2 separate regions of the Homo sapiens genome follow, and region 1 is linked to region 2. A link is a loop called in an ENCODE intact Hi-C map of the cell type or tissue named here. Cell type or tissue: heart right ventricle. All regions are shown on one strand. Region 1 overlaps ABTB2 (ankyrin repeat and BTB domain containing 2). Region 2 has its middle 55 kb from the start of CAPRIN1.

Evidence for each region. A loop is a pair of places that touch in the nucleus more often than their neighbours do. Peaks named below come from ENCODE experiments on the same cell type or tissue, not always from the same donor. Only the 100,000 strongest peaks of a DNase experiment are listed, where the experiment ranks them.
Region 1: a loop joins it to region 2, with 6 times the contacts of the local background. A loop is called at or near these places in 46 of 110 quality-filtered maps.

The regions. Positions count from the first base shown.
Region 1 is chr11:34,170,294-34,178,293 of GRCh38, reverse strand. ABTB2 (ankyrin repeat and BTB domain containing 2) reads left to right here. Exons shown (of 17, transcript NM_145804.3): 4 at 4,987-5,139; 5 at 7,223-7,388. Among named protein-coding and RNA genes, the nearest start is that of NAT10, 69 kb to the right of the region's middle. RefSeq lists enhancers at 2,868-3,788, 3,789-4,711. In heart right ventricle, a CTCF peak has its summit at 3,781 (motif pointing left); a DNase peak (open chromatin) is centred at 3,783; H3K4me3 peaks cover 847 bases; H3K27ac peaks cover 603 bases.
Region 2 is chr11:33,992,492-34,000,491 of GRCh38, reverse strand. No RefSeq gene overlaps it. Among named protein-coding and RNA genes, the nearest start is that of CAPRIN1, 55 kb to the left of the region's middle. RefSeq lists enhancers at 3,028-3,528, 3,529-4,029. In heart right ventricle, a CTCF peak has its summit at 3,320 (motif pointing left); a DNase peak (open chromatin) is centred at 3,331; H3K27me3 peaks cover 1,973 bases.

The sequences.
Region 1 (8,000 bases), 180 kb before region 2:
TCCCACAGATCCCAGGCTGGGGAGGTGGGTGGACCAAGGAGTAAGGCCTGAAGGGATCAGTTTGGGGGCCTTGTTTGTACATGTGGGCACCAGCCCCTCCCCAGAGGCAGAGGGCTAATCTAGATTTCTGTATATTGAAAGAGGCAGAGGGCTAATCTAGATTTCTGTATATTGAAAGTATTAATCAGTTTTCATTCAGGAAGCAGCATTCTGGGTATTGTAAGCAGGAGATGATTTAATGCAGGGAGTTGGGGGTTCACAGAATCATTGGAGGAGCTCGTGGAGCAGGGTGTAGGCTGAGCATCCAGGAATGACGAACTCGCCCATTAGGGGAGCTGCTCCCTGAGACAGCGCCTGGAACTGTGAGTTTGAACAACACCTCTGGAGCTGCAGTTCAGGAGTAAAGCTGGAATCAAGAAGGCGTTGCAGCCAGGCACGGTGCCTCATGCCTGTAATCCCAGCATTTTGGGGGCCGAGGTTGGCAGATCGCTTGAGCTTAGGAGTCGAGACCAGCCTGGGCAACATGGTGAAACCCCATCTCTGCTAAAAATATAAAAAATTAGCCAGGCATGGTGGTGCATGTCTGTGGTGCCAGCAATTTGGGAGGCTGAGGTGGGAGGTTAAAAAAAAGAAAAAAAGACTTTGCTATTGCTTTTATCATTTCACCATCACTACCACTACTCTGAAGCCTCAGATAGGTGGAAACTGGACTGGAATGTTCTGTAGGAAAAAAAAACCCTCAGTTTTCATGACCTGGTTTGCTAGCAAAAACAGACAAAGGGAACACAAAGGTGGCCTCTGCCTCCCATTCACTTACCAAATTTCATGCAGCATATCTTAATGATAAAACCTAATTTCCAGAATCCCAGCTGCAAAGGAGACTGGGAAATGCAGTTTTCAATTTTCCACCTCACCAGCCAAGATGGTAAAGTGAGGGCTGAATGAGCCCAGTGTATACCCAGTGAGTCCAGTGTATACCCACCAGGACTATCAATACTGCATTTTCTCAAGTGTTGAGTTCTAAGGAGCATGAGGCAGGGGGATGAACCAAGATGCCACCTGATTAGACTTCATGATTTCCCGAATTCCCTCTTGGATTTCCCCTAGTGCAGCTAGGAGATGCCCTCTTAGAGTTTTAGTAGCCACACGTGGTGCTTTGTCTTGGCTGTTGGCCACAATAGGGAAGAATGGCTGGCAAATCCACGGATTATCTTTTTGTTTACACTTCAGTCTCCAATGCTGATGGTTGAAATAAAGGCTTTTCCTGCAATCAGAAGGACTGATATATAGAAGCATGTCTGTAAGCTTGCCTTCCAGCCCTGTAATATAAGAATTGTGAAATCTAAAAATATTTGGGGGGAATTGGGCATTTATGTTTAAGGGAACTCTTATAAACAGAGGGATAATTCATGAATAGATTGTTGTTTCTTCCTAGACTACACAAGATCCCCCCATAGAATCTCAGCTTCCTACTCTAATGAGTCAACACTAGGCTCTTGAAAATTATACACCATTCTTTTCTGGGCAGAAACATGACTTGGTCCATAACTGAAAACCTGGGTACACTATAGTAAGTTACTGATGTTCATCCATACTTTTTGTCACTCAGCAAAACTTTCTACTAATAATTTTGTTTGTTTGTTTGTTTTCTTGAGACACGGTCTCTCTTTGTCTCCCAGGCTGCAGGGGAGTGGTGCGATCATAGCTTACTGTAGCCTCCAGCTCTTGGGCTCAACCTGTCTTCCTGCCTCAGCCTCCCAAGTAGCTGGGACTACAGGCGTGTGCCAGCAGGCCTGGCTTCAGTGAACATTTATTGAGGACCTGCCATGTCAGGCCCCAGGCTGGTCATATTTCAGAGAATACAGAGATGAGGAAGTCATTGTTCCCGTGCTTAGAAGGAACAGTCTGGTTAGGAAGACAACATGCATTCATGGCTATTGCTGTAAAGGAAAGTTTTCAGTGATCTCAGAGCAGGAAGATATTTCTTTCTCTTTTTTTTTTTTTTTTTTTTTTTGAGACGGAGTCTCACTCTGTCACCCTGGCTGGAGTGCAGTGGCATGATCTCGGCTCATTGCGATCTCTGCCTCCCAGGTTTAAGCGATACTTATGCCTCAGCCTCCTGAGTAGCCGGAACTACAGGTGAGTACCACCACGCCCGGCTAACTTTTGTATTTTTAGTAGAGACGGGGTTTCACCATATTGGGCAGGCTGGTCTCGAACTCCTGACCTTGTGATCCACCTGCCTCAGCCTACCAAAGTGCTGGGATTACAGGCGTGAGCCACCGCACCCAGCCCCCCTTTTTTTTGGGGGGGTGGGGAGAGAGAATCTGGGAAGGCTTCTGAAGCAGGTGGCATTGGAATGGAGTCTTGAAGGATAAATAGGATCTAGACAAGCAGGGGTGAGAGCTGTTCGTTCTCATGCATAGATGGGAGCAGGCAGGGTGGGCCTGAGGTCCATGAGTGCTGGTGGTGTGTCCTGGTAACAGGGGTGAGTCACGGCAGGAGATAGGGTGAGGTGAGGTTCTGGGAGTCCTTGAGGGCCAGAGATAGTGAGGCTTTACTGGCCTGTGGCCCTCCCCTTCATACAGATTGGTATGCTCAGTGGACCAGTTAAGTGGTTCAAACCCAGGAATATTGGAAATGACAGAACCAGAACATCAGAATACCTTCCCAAAGGAAAGACCTTTAAGATCACTTCTGATTACAGAAAATCCCTAACTTATGATGGTGCAACTTACAATTTTTCAGCTTTACAGTGGTGTGAAAGCGATATGCATTTAGTAGAAACTACTTCGAGTACCCACACAACAATTCTGTTTCACTTTCATACAGTATTCAGTAAGTTACACTGATGTTCAACATTATTATAAAACAGGTTTTGGCTTATATAATCTTGCCTAACTGTAGGCTAATGTAGGTGTTCTGAGCATGTTTAAGGTAGGCTATTCAGTAGGTGAGGTGTATTCAATGCGTTTTCGCTTAGGATATTTTCAACTTACTATGGGTTTATTGGTATGTAACCCCATCCTAAGTCAAGGAGCATTTATATTTGTTTGCCACTTTTTAAAATAAAAGCATTCTTTGCCCTCAAGGAGAGAAGAAACTTTTAGAACTCTGGAGATGACCCGAGCTTTTGGAGACCTGAGATAGGGGTTCCGAGGGCAGCCCAGGCTGACTCCCTGGAGGTGGCTTACTTCCTAGCCAAGGAGAGAGAATGGACATCTTTTCCCTGGCGGGAGCACTTAGCTGCATGTCAAGGGGAGAGACCACAGTGACCGCACAGGCGGGACGCTCCAAGAGCCCCGAGGGAGTTGGGGTGGCTGGAGGCCTGGCCGCCTGCCCCTGGCTGCCTGCCCGCTCCCTGGCTTAATTTGTAAGGAAGGACAAGAGTGGCATCGGGAAGGGCTGGGAACAGGCAGGAGCCGGGAGGCTGACTTTTGGGCTGTCATCAGAGAGAACAGCATGAGTGAGGGACAGGGCTCCAGGGCTGCCTTGTTCCTGTGATGGAGCAGGGAAAGAGCTCCGTCCATTCTGGGCAGAGCAGGTGGGTGTCCCACGAAGTCATGAAGCCACAGGCTGCCATCCGGGCCCCTCGGTGGCGGGGAGGTCTGTTGGACGGCGAAGTGGTCTCCTGAGGGGGCTCCAACACGGAGCCTTGCCAGAGCTGGCAGAGGACAGAAACGCGTCCCCGCCCCCCAGCTGAATCTGAGCCGCTCGCCGAGGGCAGGGGCGGGCGCGGCCTGAGCCGCAGTCAGGGCCCAGCACAGGCTGTGCACATGGCGTCCCCTGGTGGCACAGAGCGGGCCTCATGAGCGGCGCCCCGGGAGTTTGCAGCTCTAAGCCTGCCGCCGCCTTTCCCTGCTTTTGTGGGCTCTTAGTGATACTCGGACCCGCTAGGACCATTCCTCCCTGTGGGACTTGAAGCCGCTACTCTTTTTCTTTCTTTTTTTTTTTTTTTTTTTTTTTTTTGAGACGGAGTCTCGCCCTGTCGCCCAGGCTGGAGGGCAGTGGCGCGATCTCAGCTCACTGCAAGCTCCGCCTCCCGGGTTCACGCCATTCTCCTGCCTCAGCCTCCAGAGTAGCTGGGACTACAGGCGCCCGCCACCAAGCCCGGCTTATTTTTTGTATTTTTTAACAGAGACTGTGTTAGCCGGGATGATCTCGATCTCCTGACCTCGTGATCCACCCACCTTGGCCGCCCAAAGTGCTGAGGTTACAGGCGTGAGCCACCGAGCCCGGCCGAGGCCACTACTCTTTTCTGAGCACCAAACTGGGGGCAACCTGGCCTGGCACACGAAGTGGTGTCAGCCCACCTCAGTCTAGGTGCCAGATGAGGAAGGAGTGGTCATTAATGTTGTACAACAGCCTAATATGCATCATCCCATTTGGCCTCATGACAGCCTCCATAAGGAGGTATCACACGTGTGCTACAGATGGAGAACCAGACTCGAGTGTGCTTGTCGGAGGGGATGGTGACCTGACCCTGCTGGTGGCAGCCCTGGGTTTGGACCTGGGTCTGTGAGACTCTTAGCTGTGCAGCCTCTCCCCTCTGCATAGAAGAACACTTGGCGACCCTGACTGAACTCTTTGGAGGGGGAAAGGTCCCCAATTCCACACACTGGGGAACTGCTCCTTCCCTGGGCCACCTGAGGGCCCTCAGGTTCTGCTAATGGCCCATGATGGAAATTCCTTCTGTGCATTGCAGGTAGTCGGGGTCTCTGTGAGCAGAAAGAGCAGGTCCCTTGCAAGGGGTGATCAGCCTTGGTTGCCACTTGTGAGCATGTGTGTGCTTAAGGGGTCCCCTGCTGCCCTTCAGGGAGCACTCTCTCTAGGCCTGACCCTCTGCTGCCCAGCAGGGAGCCCCCCACCCTAGGACTGACCCTCTCTCTGCTGCCCCACAAGAAGCACCCTCCCAGGCCTGACCCTCTCTCTGCTGCCCTGCAGGGACCCCACCCCAGGCCTGACCCTCTCTCTGCTGCCCCACAGGCCCTTCATGCTGCTGCCGCCCCTCATGGAGTGGATGCGCGTGGCCATCACCTACGCAGAGCACCGCCGCAGCCTCACCGTGGACAGCGGCGACATCCGGCAGGCAGCCCGGCTGCTGCTGCCTGGTCTGGACTGTGAACCTCGGCAGCTCAAGTATGAACCAGGGAGGAGGGAGGGCCCCGGCATCCATGACCTGCCCCCAGCGGCTCCCCTCTGCTCGCTTCTTCCCCAGATGGCTGGGCGGGGGTCAGAGAGCAGGGGCTGCAGCACATTTGAGCTGTTCTAAGGGTGTCCTCTGCAAAGGCCAAGCCTGAGTATGGGAACAGATCTATTGTAGACTTTGGCTGCTGTCTGGAAACGTCTCCTGCAGCTGCTGGTCTGCTACACAGAGGAGACACACATTGGGACTGGGGCAGGAGAGCCCACACATCTAACTCTTTGGGATACTTGGGGACTGAGGGGCAGAAGTGGGCCCGTTCTTTCCTCTGTTCCTGTAATTGACACCACATGGAGCCCTTCCTGGGTGCAGGTGCTGTGAGCCCTTCCTCTTTATGTGCATTATCTTAGTCCTCATGACAAGTGCAGGGAAGAGGCAATCATGCCCATCTTACAGATGAAGAAGCTGAGGGTCAGAGGGGAACAGTAGCTTGCCCACAGATACTCAGCTAGCACTTTACCGTGCCCAGATTTGAACCCAGGTCCATACGGCCTCCAAGCCTGTGCTCCTAATTTCCTTCCCTAAATGCCTCTCACAGTAGACTTGTTTGCTGAGGAGCTTTTCTAGAGAAGCGTCCCTGGCCATCCTAGGCCCATGAGAGCCTTTTATCTATCTATCTATCTATCTATCTATCTATCTATCTATCTATCTATATACACACACACACACACATATATATATATATATATATATATTTTTTTTTTTTTTTTTTTTTTTTTGAGACAGAGTTTCACTCTGTTGCCCAGGCTGGAGTGCAATGGTGTGATCTCGGCTCTCTGAAATCTCTGCCTCCTGGGTTCAAGCGATTCTCCTGCCTCAGCCTCCCAAGTAACTGGAATTACAGGCACGCACCACCACGTCTGGGTAGTTTTGTATTTTTAGTAGAGACTGGGTTTCATCATGTTGGTCAGGCTGGTCTCAAATTCCTGACCCCAGGTGATCCACCCACCTTGGCCTCCCAAAGTGCTGGGATTACAGGCGTGAGCCACTGCTCCTGGCCTTATATCTTTTTTTTAACCCTCTGCCAAAACCCAGGTTATGGCCTCCTCTGTCTTCATACGGAAGGCCCAAACCCCATTCTAGGACATGAATTTTCTACACTTTGGCCCAACCAAGGCTCCAGACCAAAGCTGCCAACTGGACGTCTGTGATGCGCCCCCTATAACACAGGCATTATCTGTGACTTTCCTTGTAGGTTGCGTTGATTGCAAATGGCAGTCTATGCTACTCTCTACCATCTCTTTGGTACTTCTGAGCCTCACCAGGAAGCCTTAAAGAGAGAGAATGTAGAGCTAAATACTAGAACCTGGCCATGGTGACCGTTTATAGGCTGAGTGCAGCCTGCTCAACACAAACAGTATACAGCCAAGTGCTGAGGCATGAGTCTGGGTGGGAGCTGCTTCCTGCTTGGGGCAGACCCATAACAGATTGTTTTACATGAGTCTTTGTTTTCTGCCAGTTGAAGCAACAAGGGCTCAGAACACTTACTTACTTACTTACTTATTGATTGATTGATTGAGACAGAGTCTTGCTCTATTGTCCAGGCTGGAGTACAGTGGCACAATCTCGGCTCACTGCAACCTCTGCCTCCAGGGTTCAATTTATTCTCCTGCCTCAGACTCCTGATTAGTAGGGATACAGGCACATGCTACCACGCCTGGCTAATTTTTGTATTTTGAGTAGAGACAGGGTTTCACCATGTTGGCCAGGCTGGTCTTGAACTCCTGACCTCAAGTGATTCACCTGCCTTGTCCTCCCAAAGTGCTGGGATTACAGGTGTGAGCCACTGAACCTACCTCCCAAGCAATTTTTTAATGTACTTATAGAAAAGCAGAAATGTGTGCTCTTCATATGACAGAACATGATGGGGACAGTAATTGCTGATCTGATCATAACTCCCTGGTGCTTCCCACCCATCCTCATCCTCACTCTACACGTAAAGCTCACACATGTGTGTCACATCATTGAAAGTTGCTGTCTGCATACAGTCACACGCACCTTTGGGTCTCTTCTGGGCAGACCCGAACACTGTTTCAGTTCCTTCCGGAGGCTGGATGCCCGAGCAGCTACTGAAAAATTCAACCAGGACCTGGGTTTCCGCATGCTCAACTGTGGGAGGACGGACCTCATCAACCAAGCCATCGAGGCCTTGGGTCCGGATGGGGTTAACACCATGGATGACCAGGTACGTCCTGAGAGCTCCACAAAGACAGGCACGAGGACCAGAGTTGGGAATTCTCAGCTCCCAGCATTGGCGGCCCTCTGTCCTAACCCTGAGATTTGCTCAGCTCTGTACTTCGAAAAGGCGGGCTACCTCCCTGAATCCTGCCCTGCCTGGTCATGTGGAATGTCAGCTTGGAGACTTCTAGTATCCCTTGGAAGAACTTTGTCATGTGGCTTCCGCTTCCCTGGCTGGACAGCTGGCCACTGTTTCAGGTGGTGCAAGGCTAGGAACGAGTCTGGGAGAGTGAGCTTCATCTCCAGCTAGGGACACGATCGCTAACCCTGTAGTACAGCCTATTGTGTGCCAACTACTTGCCAGGGCATGGAAACCCTTGTCCTCATGGAGATACCATTTTAGTGCAGGAGACAGATAAGAAGAAACACAGACATGTAAAATGTAGAGGATGTTAAAGTGCTGAGGACTAAAATGAAGCATGAAAATGGGTAGGAAATGTGGGAGGTGATGTAGTTTTAGATAGGCTTTAACTTGAGTTTCGCATCTGTTTTGTTTTTTACTTTTGCTGTGAACAGCTACCATTTATATAGCATTTACTATGTTCGATGCATTGTTCTA
Region 2 (8,000 bases):
ACTTTGGGAGGCTGAGGTGGGCGGTTTACAAGGTCAAGAGATCGAGACCATCCTGGACAACATGGTGAAACCCCATCTCTACTAAAAATACAAAAATTACCCAGGTGTGGTGCTGTGCACCTGTAGTCCCAGCTCCTCAGGAGGCTGAGGCAGGAGAATCACCTGAACCCAGGAGGCAGAGGTTGCAGTGCCACTGCACTCCAGCCTGGCCACAGAACAAGCTTCTGTCTCAAAAAACAAACAAACAAACAAAAAAACAAAAAAAACTACTTTATCTGTTTTGATATATAGTGCTTTGGTTGTCATTTAGTCATAAATAGTTAATAAGTTTCCTAATAATTTCTTAATTGATGTATTTATTTAGAAAAGTGTTTTAAATTTTCTAACTATATTGGGAGTATAGTTAGAAAAAAAACTGACTCCTTGTGCACCTTACATTCCCCAGTGTGCTTACACAATGTCATTATTACTCTAAAGGTGTGACAAATGACAGGCAATGTGCTGAGAGGAGATTAATGATATATAGGAGATCACTCTCTCTTTCCCTATGTAAGATGGTTATTATACAAAGAGAACCATCCTTCAGATTTCTTATTTGAAATTTCAGTTTATAGGTTCACCCGTCTATCCTTTGACATGGGACAGTTTTATAGCTAATGCAGGAATTGTAATTGCACAAATTTCTAGTCTACTGCTTCAGCCTTCCAATCACGTTTCTTACTAATAAGGTTGAGATCCCAAGTGAAACAGTTTGTGGACAGCTCACCACCACCTATTGTTATTCTAAGAAAGCTAACAAAGCCCATTGAAGATGAAGAGTATCACATTGTCATCTCTGTTCATGAAAGACAGACCAATTTTCACATGGGAAACAAAGAATGTATTTGAGGACAAAATGTTGGTGAAATAGTTTGGCTGAGTGAATGTTCCTGCAGCAACGATTATTGCCTCATCACCCAAAGGTGAAAGAACAGGGGAAAAATGGCACAGATTACATCCACCAGGTAACAGATGAGAGAAAGAAGAATATAGTTCAAAAGTTAGCAAGTACCCATATAGTCTTCTGTAGACCCTGTAAAAGGATTATTGCAATCATATTGAGCACTCAACCTCCACCCCCCATTTGAAAAACAAATCATGATAAGATTTAGTGCAATTTAGATGGATTCAGGAAGAACCATTTGGACAACACATTCTTGGCTGGCACTGGAAGGAAAGAACCAGCCGGGCATGGAGGCTCACACTTGTAATCCCAGCACTTTGGGAGGCTGAGGCAGGCGGATCACTTGAGGTCAGGAGCTTGAGACCAGCCTGGCCAACATGTGAAACTCTGTCTCTACTAAAAATACAAAAATTAGCCAGGCGTGGTGGCTGGTGCCTGTAATCACAGCTACTCTGGAGGCTGAAGCTGGAGAATCGCTTGAACCCGTGAGGCGGAGCTTGCAGAGAGCCGAGATTGCACCACTGCACTCCAGCCTGGACAACAGAGCGAGACTCCGTCTCAAAAAAAAAAAAAAAAAAAAAAAAAAGAACCAGACCAAGGATGGAATAAGTGCTAAGTGTCTCCCTGTGTCAGGCCCTGTGCTAAGCACTTTACATGCATTATGTTAAATTTTCTCATTAGTCTTTTGAGGAAGGTTTTAATATCCTTTATTTGTAGGATATATTGAAGCTCAGAGACTTGAGATGACATCTAAATTCGCATAGCTAATAAGTGGAAGAGCTGGATTTGAACCAAGCTCGGCTTGGCCAGCAGTCCATATTGCTTTTAAATAAAATGATGTGTGTCGTTTAGCAGTTTAAAAGGTTAAAGGTGTGATTACAAGGTATTCATACTGGATCTGTTTCTTTCCCACCTCCCTGAGCCACTAGAAGAGGAATTGAGGACAGGTATTTTTTCCCCTGATTTCACTGTTCAGTTCTGCCAGACTCCATCTCCCCCTCCACTATATAGTTAACACCATTTTAAAAAGTTCTGCAGCCCCCTTTCACCAGGTCTCAGTTTTGTTTTTTGTTTGTTTGTTTGTTTGTTTTGAGATGGAGAATCTCGCTCTGTTGCCCAGGCTGGAGTGCAGTGGCACGATCTCGGCTCACTGCAACCTCCGCCTCCTGGATTCAAGTGATTTTCTTGCCTCAGCCTCCCAAGTAGCTGGGATTACAGGCGTGTGCCACTATGCCTGGCTAATTTTTGTATTTTTACTAGCAATGAGGTTTCACTATGTTGGCTAGGCTGGTCTCGAACTCCTGACCTTAAGTGATCCGCCCGCCTTGGCCTCCCAAAGAGCTGGGATTACAGGCATGAGTCACCACACTCGGCCTCACCAGGTCTCAGTCTTGAACCTCTTGCCCTAACCCATTTCAAAGGCTGTGGACTGATCTGAACTTCAACTTCTCCCTGCCCTGCCACCCCCATACTCTCAGGTTGCTATCTTCACTGCTTTTCTCCAGTTTCTTATCCCTCTCTGCTCCCCTGGACAGCCTGCGTTCCAGGCACAGCTTTCCTGGCTAAGGGCATGATTCCTATCTCCTCCGTGGCTGTCTTGCCAGGGCCCCTTAGGCCACTCTGACTCCACTTCATTCCCCTCCCCCTCCCATCCTAATGCCATACAGTCTCCACCCCTCCTCCTTTCAGTTTCTGGCATTGACGAGTGGGAAATGCACTAAGCAGCTTCTATGTGCCAGGCACTAATCCACACATTTGCACCAGGGATGCAAATATGAACAAGTAGATCATTCTGTAATGAAGGAGGCCAACAGAGTTCTGAAACAATGAGACAAGTGTTCAAATACAGGCATGCACGGGATGTCCATGTCATGATAACAGTGAGATAGTCTCTTCTGATGCCAAAGTGGAGACTGGTGGAGCCTTCCCAGATAAGGTGAAGACTTACCTGAATCTAGGAGAATGAGTAGGAGTTTCCATAATTTCCCACCAGCTGGGTTGCTATGGTTATAGCTATAGTAGGCAACTGAAATTTAAGGAGTAGGGGTAGCAGGAGAGGTGAGAAAGTAAAAGGGAGGGTACTTTAGGACTTTTCATTTCCTCTGCACAATCCTTTAAGGTTAAGGAAAAAAATCATATTCCGGACTAGAGTTTCATTCTTCTGCTAACAGGGAGAAATTCCTTCTCTTCTTTCCATTTTGCAAAAATAAAATAGTGAGGGGGAGAGGAAGTTGTTACGTGAATAATTACCTTTCCCGTAATAACTACTCATTTTTAAAGGTGGTTACCGCGTGTTAGAGACGGCGCTGTGTGCTCTTACTGGATACAACGTTCTCAGTCTGTTCTGGAACTGCATTGTTTGGGGTTCCACCTGCTGGTAAGAGCTGGAAGTTCAGAAGTTCAATCACCCTGTCCGCGGGGCTCCATCCTCCTTGCCTTTAGGTGTCCTAGGGCCGAAGAGCCCTGACAGGTGTCTCGAGGTGAAGCTCAGACTGTTTGGACCTATTTCAGTGGGTTGACTGCAGCGAAGGGCCTGAGTGCTGCAGAAGCTGGCCGTGGCGTGGCGGGCAGTGGCCAAATCCAGGCCCCGGTTCTCTGCTACTGGAGCAACCATTGTTGCTAGAGTGGAATCTGCCGCAGATGGGGGTAGGGAGATCCGAGGATGGGTTGCAATTCCCTTGGGGTTACGCTCACGGAGGCAGCTCACAGCCCAAACGTCCAAGGTTTATATTTAATTCCTTCATGCAGCTCCAGGTGGGGAGAAACAGCAGATCCGGTGCGGATGTGCACCCCAACCCTTCAACTGAGAAGGAGCCAGAGCAAAGTGCAGAGGTGGGGCCTCAGCTCCCCAGTTCAGGGAAAGGGGATGCCTGTGCTCTGCAGAGGCCTCTTGTCATTGCTAAGCCGAGACTCCAGGGTTTGATTACTAATGTAATAAGCTTATTTTGCAAATTCAAGGTCTTAAGAGATAGACCAGAGCCAATTCCAGCATCCAGGACTTAAAGAACACAAAATCACCATCTACACTCTTCCTCTGGTTTATTGCCAAGGATGGCCACATGGTCTGTATCTCTTTACCCACTTGGACTTGTTTGTTGCCTTCTCCTGTCTCTGGATTCTTTCTGGGTTGCCCACATTCGCCTCAATATATCTAACTCCAAATCCCAGGGAGAAGGTTTGAGACTGGGGAAAGGGGTTAGTTGTCCTCACCCGAAGATCCCTGGGCTCACTCTGCAAACTTGCCCCTAACTCCCTACTGAAGGGAACCTCCTTCACTCAGTTAAGCGTCAGGCCCCTAGATGTTTCCTTGGTGTTCCTTGGTGGACAGGTCTATGCGACTTCATCCCCCAAAGTCCAAAGAAACTTGGAGAGGCTGAAGAAAGAGGCTGACAAATCCAGTTCCTTAGAAAGAAACATTTAGGGCTGGGCATGGTGGCTCACGCCTGTAATTCCAGCACTTTGGGAGGCTGATGCAGGCGGATCACCTGATGTCAGGATTTCAAGACCAGACTGACCAACACGTTGAAACCCCATCTCTACCAAAAATACAAAAATTAGTGGGCCATGGTGGTGCGCACCTGTAATCCCAGCTACTTGGGAGACTGAGGCAGGAGAATCGCTTGAACTCGGGAGGCAGAGGTAGCAGTGAGCCGAGATCGTGCCACTGCACTCCAGCCTGGACCACAGAGTGAGACTCTGTCTCAAAAAAAGAAAAAAAAAAAAAAAGAAATATTTAGTAGGGACTTGCCAACAGAAGCCATGTCTGTGTCTTGGGTGTCGGTTAGACAAAATGGTGGATCCCTGGGTCATCACCCTCCAGACCCAGGGCTTATGTACTCAGGGAAAGGGTGTTCGTGCTTCAGAAAAGATATGTAGGACAAATGAAGTACAATAACATCAAGGTTGTTTTTTAAAATAGTTAATAATAATCCATTTTATATTTCAAAAGAGCTAGAAGATTTGAAATGTTCCCAATACAAAGAAATGATACATTTCAAGGTGATAGATATGCTAAATACCCTGATTTGATCATTACACATTGCATGCATGTAGCAAAACATCACATGTAACCCATAAATATGTACAAATGTCATGTATCAATACAAGAACAATTAGGAAGCAAAATCAAGATTGTTAGATATTTTCATATTACATCTTAAGAGAAGAACTCTTTGAAATGACAGTGTCTCCTTTTTTTCAATTCTTGTAATACATTCAAAATTACTAGGCCAATTTAAGAAAACCTCATAGTCAAATTCACATTTTATTTTCTGGCTATTTCAGGCAAAAGAGAGGTTTGATTTAACTTAGCCACATGATTTACTCATGAATCAACAAAGTTGTTTTGACCTAAGGGCAGGATTTATAGTAAGTAGATGCTCTCACACAAAGAACAATAGATAAACAATATTTTAGAGATGTTCCTGGAACTGGAGTTAATCAGAAGTCAACATGGTGCAACATGGAGTCAACTCCAGGACGGCATTGCTTTGGCCTCCACATTTAAGGAAGGAAGACTCTAAAGATATCTTCAGGTCAGGCGCAGTGGCTCATGCCTGTAATCCCAGCAATTTGAGAGGCTGAGGCAGGCAGATCACTTGAGGTCAGAAGTTCGAGACCACCAACATGGTGAAACCCCGTGTCTACTAAAAATACAAAAATTAGCTGGGCGTGGTGGCACGTGCCTGTAGTCTCAACTACTCGGGAGGCTGAGGCAAGAGAATGGCTTGAACCTGGGAGGTGGAGGTTGCAGTGAGTTGAGATTGCGCCACTGCACTCCAGCCTGGGTGATGGAGTGAGCAAAAAAATACAAAATAATAATAATAAAAAAGATATATTTAAAGGTAATCTACAGGCCGGGTGAGGTGGCTCATGCCTGTAATCTCAGCACTTTGGGAGGCCCAGGTGGGCAGATCACTTGAGCTTGGGAGTTCTAGACCAGGCTGGGCAACAGGGCAAGACTCCTGTCTCTACAAAAAATACAAAAATTAGCTGGATATGGTGGCACGCACCTGTAATCCCAGCTACTCAGGAGGCTGAAGCAAGAGGAGCACCTGAGCCTGGCAGGTGAAGGTTGCAGTGAGTCAAGATAGAGCCACTGTACTCCAGCCTGGGTGACACAGTGAGACCCTGTCTCAAAACAAGAACAAAGGTAATCTATATTAAACTGCTGGCAGCTTCTTTTGCTGAATAAGAAAGAAAAAAAAATTTGTTACACACAGATTATCTCATATAATCTTCACAGTAATTCTGTGAAGTAGGCATTATTGTTATTCTCATATAGTTAAGAATACTAAGGCTTAGTGGCACAAAGTAATTGCCCAAGTTTTCAGTGGTCCATAGCAGAGAAGCAAATCAAAATAAGTTCTGTTGGACTGAAAACTCTCACACATGCTGCCTCACTTCCATGGAAAGAGCCCCCATCCTCAATGAATAATATTCACTTAAGAATAAAGGATATAGGCCGGGCGCGGTGGCTCACGCCTGTAATCCCAGCACTTTGGGAGGCCGAGGCGGGCGGATCACGAGGTCAGGAGATCGAGACCATCCTGGCTAACACGGTGAAACCCCGTCTCTACTAAAAATACAAAAAATTAGCCGGGCGAGGTGGCGGGCGCCTGTAGTCCCAGCTACTCGGGAGGCTGAGGCAGGAGAATGGCGTGAACCCCAGGGGGCGGAGCTTGCAGTGAGCCGAGATTGCGCCACTGCACTCCAGCCTGGGCGACAGCGAGACTCCGTCTCAAAAAAAAAAAAAAAAAAAAAAGAATAAAGGATATATTGCAAAGAATGCAAAAATCAAGGATGGGTTTCATATTAACTCACTGATATTATTTATGTTTGGGTTTGTCCTCTGTGTTTGTTATGGGCTGAATTGTGTGCTTCTCCCTCCCAATTCCTATGTTGAAGTCCTAAACCCCAGTACTGAACAATGTGACTGTATTTGGAGATAGGGTCTTTAAAGAGGTAATTAAGGTAAAATGAGGCCATACGTATGGGCCCTAATCCAATGGCTGCTGTCTTCATAAGAAGAGGAGATTAGGTTCGGCTGGGCGTGGTGGCTCACGCCTGTAATCCCAGCAATTGGGGAGGTGGAGGCTGGTGGATCACCTGAGGTCAGAATAGCTTGACCAACATGGTGAAACCCTGTCTCTACTAAAAATACAAAAATTAGCCGGGTGTGGTGGCGGGCACCTGTAGTCCCAGCTACTCAGGAGGCTGAGGCAGGAGAATTGCTTGAACCAGTAAGTGGTGGCTGCAGTGAGCCAAGATTGCATCACTGAACTCCAGCCTGGGCGATAGAGTGAGACTCCATCTCAAAAAAACAAAAGAAAAGAAAAGAAAAGAAAAGAAAAGAAAAGAAAAGAAAAGAAAAGGAGATTAGGACACAGACGTGCATGGAGGGAAGACCATGTGAAGTTGTAAGAAGAAAACGACTGTTATAAACTGCATGTTTGCGTTTGCCCCAAAGTTTTTTTTTGTTTTTGTTTGTTTGTTTGTTTGATATAAGGTCTCACTCTGTTTCCCAGGCTGGAGTACAGTGGCATGGTCACAGCTCACTGCAACCTCGACCTCCTAGGCTCCAGTGATCCTCCTACCCCAGCCTCCCAAGTAGATGGTACTACAGGCATGCACTACCATGCCCAGCTATTTTAAAAATTGTTTTGTAGGGATGGGGTCTTGCTATGTTGCCCAGGCTGGTTTTGAACTCCTGGGCTCAAGCAATCCCCTGGCCTTGGCCTCTCAAATTGCTGGGATTACAGGTGTGAGGCACTGCCCCCGGCCTCCCCTCAGATTCTTATATTGGACCCTAACCCCTCCTGGGATGGCATTAGGTGGGGGAACTCTTGCAGGTAATTCAATTGTAAGCATGGAGCTCTCGTGCTGGGACTGGTGCTCCTATAAGAAGACAAAGCTAGCTTTCTCTCTGTCTGCTTTCTGCCATGTGAGGATATAATGAGAAGGTAACCACCTGTAAACCAGGAAGCATGCCCTCACCAGACACTGGGTCTGCTAGTGCCATGATCTTGGACTTGCCAGCCTCCAGAATTGTGAGAAA